Linked DNA regions of Homo sapiens: region 2 is linked to region 1. A link is a contact called in ENCODE Hi-C or POLR2A ChIA-PET data. All regions are on one chromosome and are shown on one strand. The core of a region is the stretch at or near the end of the contact, and the rest is flanking DNA. Distances in the headings are between cores, read along the strand shown. Region 1 holds the start of SMIM15 (small integral membrane protein 15). Region 2 holds the start of ELOVL7 (ELOVL fatty acid elongase 7).

The links. Hi-C counts contacts between places; a loop is a spot of excess contacts on that map. ChIA-PET counts read pairs that join two places held with the same protein, here RNA polymerase II (POLR2A). Pooled maps may share reads with other maps.
Region 2: a map of K562 shows a loop between it and region 1 (3-fold over the local background). The contact joins the promoter of ELOVL7 here to the promoter of SMIM15 in region 1. A Hi-C loop is called at or near these places in 1 of 168 maps with a recorded cell type or tissue (K562), 2 of 37 single-sample maps with no recorded cell type and 7 of 50 pooled maps. POLR2A ChIA-PET finds 5 or more read pairs at or near these places in 2 of 52 experiments (Panc1 and activated T-cell).

The regions. Positions count from the first base shown.
Region 1 is chr5:61,161,199-61,163,767 of GRCh38, reverse strand. It overlaps SMIM15 (small integral membrane protein 15), which reads left to right and starts at 1,300. Exons shown (of 3, transcript NM_001048249.4): 1 at 1,300-1,551; 2 at 2,541-2,569. SMIM15-AS1 (SMIM15 antisense RNA 1) reads right to left here and starts at 1,452. Exons shown (of 4, transcript NR_109908.1): 1 at 1,242-1,452. RefSeq lists enhancers at 612-671, 712-811, 1,342-1,601, 1,672-1,751, 1,237-2,133 and a silencer at 1,052-1,161.
Region 2 is chr5:60,842,986-60,845,554 of GRCh38, reverse strand. It overlaps ELOVL7 (ELOVL fatty acid elongase 7), which reads left to right and starts at 1,286. Exons shown (of 9, transcript NM_024930.3): 1 at 1,286-1,395. RefSeq lists silencers at 1,065-1,364, 1,385-1,544, 1,555-1,614.

The DNA of each region.
Region 1 (2,569 bases), core at 51-2,550:
TAAGTATTCAGTGCACACAATCCAGTGACTGAGTCTACTTTTTCTGGCTACTAAGGTACAGGCTAGGCCTAAGCAGCATAGGCTTTGAAACTATCATCCAGGTTTTCAAATAAAAAGGAGTAAGAAAACAACTGCTGGTAATACAACATTACAAACATTAACATATGCCCAACGAACAGTATCGTAGATCGTTAGATTATCTGCCAAAAGCCTGTTCCCTGGTAAATAACAGTTATTGTTGTTTTACCTAAACTAGTTAAACATGTCGCAGCTTGCTCCTGAAAGAGAACATTCTATAGTCTTTGGAGAATCAGTGAAGAGGTCTTGCAACATTTGTCAGAGGTAGTCAAACAGTGCAAGCAATCACAAAATTTGGTCACCAACCAAACCAGATTAGCTAATCTTTCAGTTCCTGTAGATTAGAAGACAATATTAACTCACCCTTTCTGCATGTTGACTTTTGCATCCCTTTATTTGTGTATTGAAAGAACAAGCACCTCTATGGGAACTCTATGCCCTGACAGTTTAATTACTTATCAAGTTTACTCTGGGCCGGTATTGATCATTCTTTCGTGAAACGAATTAGATACTTAAATTAAAAACAAACAACAAAACCCCCCTTTTCACATAGCATGGCGGCATGTCCCTTGGTAACAAGGTTGAGTGGATCCACCAAGGCCCAGTAGCTTGCCTCCTTTTCGTAAGGATGTAACTATTGTCCAACCAGAAGAGAGAGGCATGGAGTGGGATGTGCACCAGGATGAACTCGCCGGAATCGTCAAGAGTCGTTGTGTGACCCTCACCTTGACTTCGGGCGTTTTGTGGGGACCCAACTGCTTTCTTGCCGCTGCTCTTTGGTCTGAGTTTCCCTCAGCCAAACACTTCACCCACCCATGACCCTCCAACTGTCCCGCTACAGCAGGGGATGGGGGTTGTCTTCCGATCGACCTCGGGGGGCAAAGGCAAAAGTCCCTAGCTGCTTCGGAACCGCTCCTCGAGTCCTGAAGCCGCTCCACGCCTCCTCGCCCACCACTTGGTCCCCGCAGGACGTGGCAGTCTCGGGCTCCAGCCTGGAAAGGAGCCCGCCCGGGTGCCGTCACCCGCCCCGCGCGGCCTCACCTGCCGCTCCCCGGAAATCTCAGCGCTGCCCTGCCCCCGCCCCCACCCTCCCGCGTCCTCCAACTCGAGGTCCCAAGACCCACACAGCAATGGCGCAGCCGGAAACTGGGCCCTAGACTTACTCACGCCCGGCTGGCGGCTCGGGTCGCCTGTGGGCGGGACGCAAAGGCCGCGACTTCCGCCTTCCTGCTTCCGGTCTGGCGGTGAGTGGGGAGTGGGATCCGATCCCGTGGGGCTATGTAGGGGAAGTTGGTGGCTGCAGCTGCCGTGGTTTTCTCCTGGTGTCCAGCAGAAACGGCGGCGGCGCAAGGTGTGGCTGGGCCAACCCAGGATCTCCCAGGACCCTCCGCTCTGCGCGACAAGGGGCCCGCGCTTGCCAAGGCCGACGGGCAGGAGTGAACGTGGCCTCCGTGGGTCTGCAGCCCCGATAGGGTAAGGAGGGAAGAGTGAGCAAGGGAGAAACGTAAGGAATAAGGGAAAGACAAAGGAGGAAGTGCGGACGGCCGTCAAGTGCTACCCGTTGCAGCCGCAGGGGCCACGCGGGTCTGGTTGGGAGATCGAGCCTGGTCGATCCGTTTTGGGCGGAAGAGTAGGATTTATTCCTGAAAGTGTGGAGGCGCGAGCGTTTGGGTCCGAAGTTGAGTTGCAGGGAGATGTGTGGCCTGTGGACCATGGCTCTTTTACTGCAAAGTTCTTTTGCTTATTTCTGAAACTTACATTGTTTATTCGCTACTGGGCTGGAGAAGGTGAAGGCAGATCGATCTCAGTAGTACCTAATTCTAACTGTATGGGTGAGGTCGTATGAAGTCCAGGAGCTAAGATATTTAACGTATTAGGCACTTTCATGTGTGTTCAGTTGAAAATCGTGGGGAAGATATAATTAAAACTAGTCACAGTTTTCTTGGGGTAATGGGACTGTGGGTGAATTACTATAATTTGTTTGGTTATGTCTTCTAATTTTTTAAGTAAAGGACACAAATTGTATGATGGACCCAAAAAAACCTTTATAAAGAGTAAGATGAGCTGTTTGATTTTGTAGTGGTGTACCTAATCCAGTAAATAAATGAGTGGCAACATTTTTAGTATAAAAATTGAAAATCTAGGAACGGATACGCTGTGTAAGTCAGTCAGTGAGCCAACTTGTCTCCCGTATGTCAATGAACTAAAAAAATTTTATTATTGAAATAAGTAACTTAGTAAAATACTTGATTTCCAGTAATTAGGATTTTCTTACAGGGCATTTGCAATTGTAAATTCAAATGAGGAAGAAACGTATTAAGTTACTATACCGGATAGGCAATTTTAGATGTCATATAGGTTGCATATATACAATATAGAAATTTTCCATTTAAAATTTTATTACAATTATCCTGAAATTGTGACTTAAATTTTGTTTTATTTTTTGTATTCTTTCCAACTAGCCAATTGTACAGAATTTAAACCGTCTCTC
Region 2 (2,569 bases), core at 37-2,536, 320 kb after region 1:
CTAAAAGAAAGGAGAAATCTTTAGTTTTTTTGACTTCGAGATTCTTTGCAATTTAAGCTTTTTTTTTTTTTTTTTTTTTTTTTTTTGCTTTTCTTTCAATGGACACTTTCGAAGTTTTACATAAAAACATTAAAACCTCTTGTTTAATGTAGTGGGATTAAGCTGCCGAAGGCAATCCCTACATGTGAGGAAAATATGCTTCCGACACCCCAATTTTTTTTTTCTCCCTACCCATCCTCTCTGGTGGTCCTGACGCTCCCAGCCCCTTTTTGTGTTTCTTGATTCCATGCTGAGAACTCGCAATACAAACTCAAAGCCCACATTTGTGAGGTGGTTGGGTCAGGACTGCAACTAAAAATGATTATTGTTTTTTAGGTTTCTGGACAGTTCAACACCAGCCTTTGGTTTTGCCTCAGAAGCAGGGAACTTCTCTAGGCCCCTATTTTGCCTTTCAGCTATTGATGATCCAAATCATACCAGCGATTAGGAGGATCATTACCAGACACAAGGCCAGGTACGTTTAAAAAATAAATAAACCAAGCGCAGGTGCACACTCCGAACGCTCATCCCCACCCCCACTTTCCAATCCAACAGTAGGTAACGAGAAATGAATTTTCTAGACTTTTTTTCCTGCAGCAGTTGCTGTTACCAGAAACAAAGTTAGATGATATACAATCTAATCTTCATTGCTCTAAAAGTCCTCTCCCCATGCCCCCCAGGCTGCCTCAATTCTCTAGTTTCTTATTCCTTATAAGCAGGGGATGGAGCTGAACCAAGTCGGCCTTCCCCTCCCAGGGCCTTCTCCTCTTGGTCTGGCTTCCATTTCAGATGCGAATTAACCCTCCCAATACCCTTTCAGAAGCAAGGAGTCCCCTTTTTCTCCGCCTCCAGCCTCAGCTAGGTTTTCCTCATTTCGGATTTTTCTACTGCTCATTCCCAAATGAGTCACGCATGACGACAATTTCCACTCTGCTATGTCAGCCTGGAGATGTCCCCCAAGTGATGGCATCTGCTCTCGGAAAGAAAGGTCATCGGTGCCACGACCAGCCCCGCTAACCCAGAGCGGCCGGTGGGCCCCAGTCCCGAGAGTCAGGGCGCGCGGCGGAGGCGAGGCCGGGGCGGCCTCCGCCCTCCCGGCCGCTCCCCCTCGCGCCGCCCCGGCTCCTCCCTCCGGCCCTCGGCGGGCACCTGGCGGCGGCGGGCAGGGGGCGGCGCTGCGCGCGTCACGCGGCTGGGTGGGATAGCGGGCAGGTGACACCCGGCGGCCTCCTCCCCTTTCCAACCCAGTCGGCGGCCGGGACAGCGGGGGCCGCTGTGAGGAGCTCCGCGCTCGCGCTGCCAGTCGCCGCCCTCTCTCCCGCGCGCGCCCGGCGCTTCGGCTCCGCTCCCTGTGCGGTGAGTGCGGGGTTCCAGGCCGGCGGGCAGGGGCCAAACTTTCCCGGCGCGCGGAGGAGAAGAGACTGGGGAGGGAGGCAGAGCCGAGGGGAACGGCGTCGGGAGTGGCCGGATGGAGGAACTTGGGCGCGGCGCGCGAGAAGTGGGACCCGGGTGCGGGGGCCCCGGGAGCGGGGCCAGGCCCTCCCTGGGCTCGGGAGGCGCTTGGGAAGTTCTGTCCCCGCTGCCTGCGCGTGGGGAGGACCGAGGCCCTTTTCGCCGGAGCGCGGGGCCGCGGCGCTCACCTGCGCCTTCTCGGGAGCCCCCACCCGGCAGCATCCCGAAGGGAAGGTCGGGCCCGGTGGGCGCGCTGCGGAGCGGAGCCTGGACTGGGGTCCCGCGCGGCGCTGGCCCTGCGGAGCGGAGCGGGAGGGGCAGAGGTGCTCGCCGGCGGGACTGGGAGGGAGAAGGACCTGCTCGACCTTGGACGCGGAGGTCATTTTCCCAGCTCCGGGGTCTGGCCTCGCTAGCCACCCCCCCAAATTCCGGAGCCCCTTTCTTTCTGTTTCCTTCCTTCCCCTTTGGGCGCTTTTTTTGCTCCCGCGGCCAGATGAACTTGGGGCGCTGTCCCTTCGGCTCCCCGAGCCGCATCCTGTCTTGGTGGCTGCTGCTGGCCGGGAGGAGGCTGATGAATACAGAGCCGTGGAACAGGTCGTGCCGGAGATGGAAACAGGAAAGCCTGTTGTTTTGTCGTCCCAGGTATCGTTGGTTCTTTGGGAAATGGGCTTTCCCAGGTTCGTTGGGAAATGGGCTTTCCCAGGTTCGTTGGGAAATGGGCTTTCCCCCTTCAAGTCAGAGCTGTTTCAAACTTCACCCGGTGCGGACAGAGCGCTCTTTGGAGCTCCCTGGGGAACTCGGGACGGGAAGGAGCGGGTCTTTACACCTGTCCTGCTCCCAGTGTAGTTAGTCCCGCGTCGACTGAAGAACAGTTTTAGCGACCCGAGTTCCTCGCCAGTGGTCTTTTCCCTCTTGCTACGATCTCCCCTCGGAAAGCATGTTCACTTAACCCTGTGCTCTCGGATTACCCTTTATTTCATTCCTCACTTTTATTGCTTACGTGCTCCGAAAGGGTCATCGATACCTGGTGGCTGCCTCTGCGTTCTTACCACGCACCCGCTTATTCATTCCCTTTCTT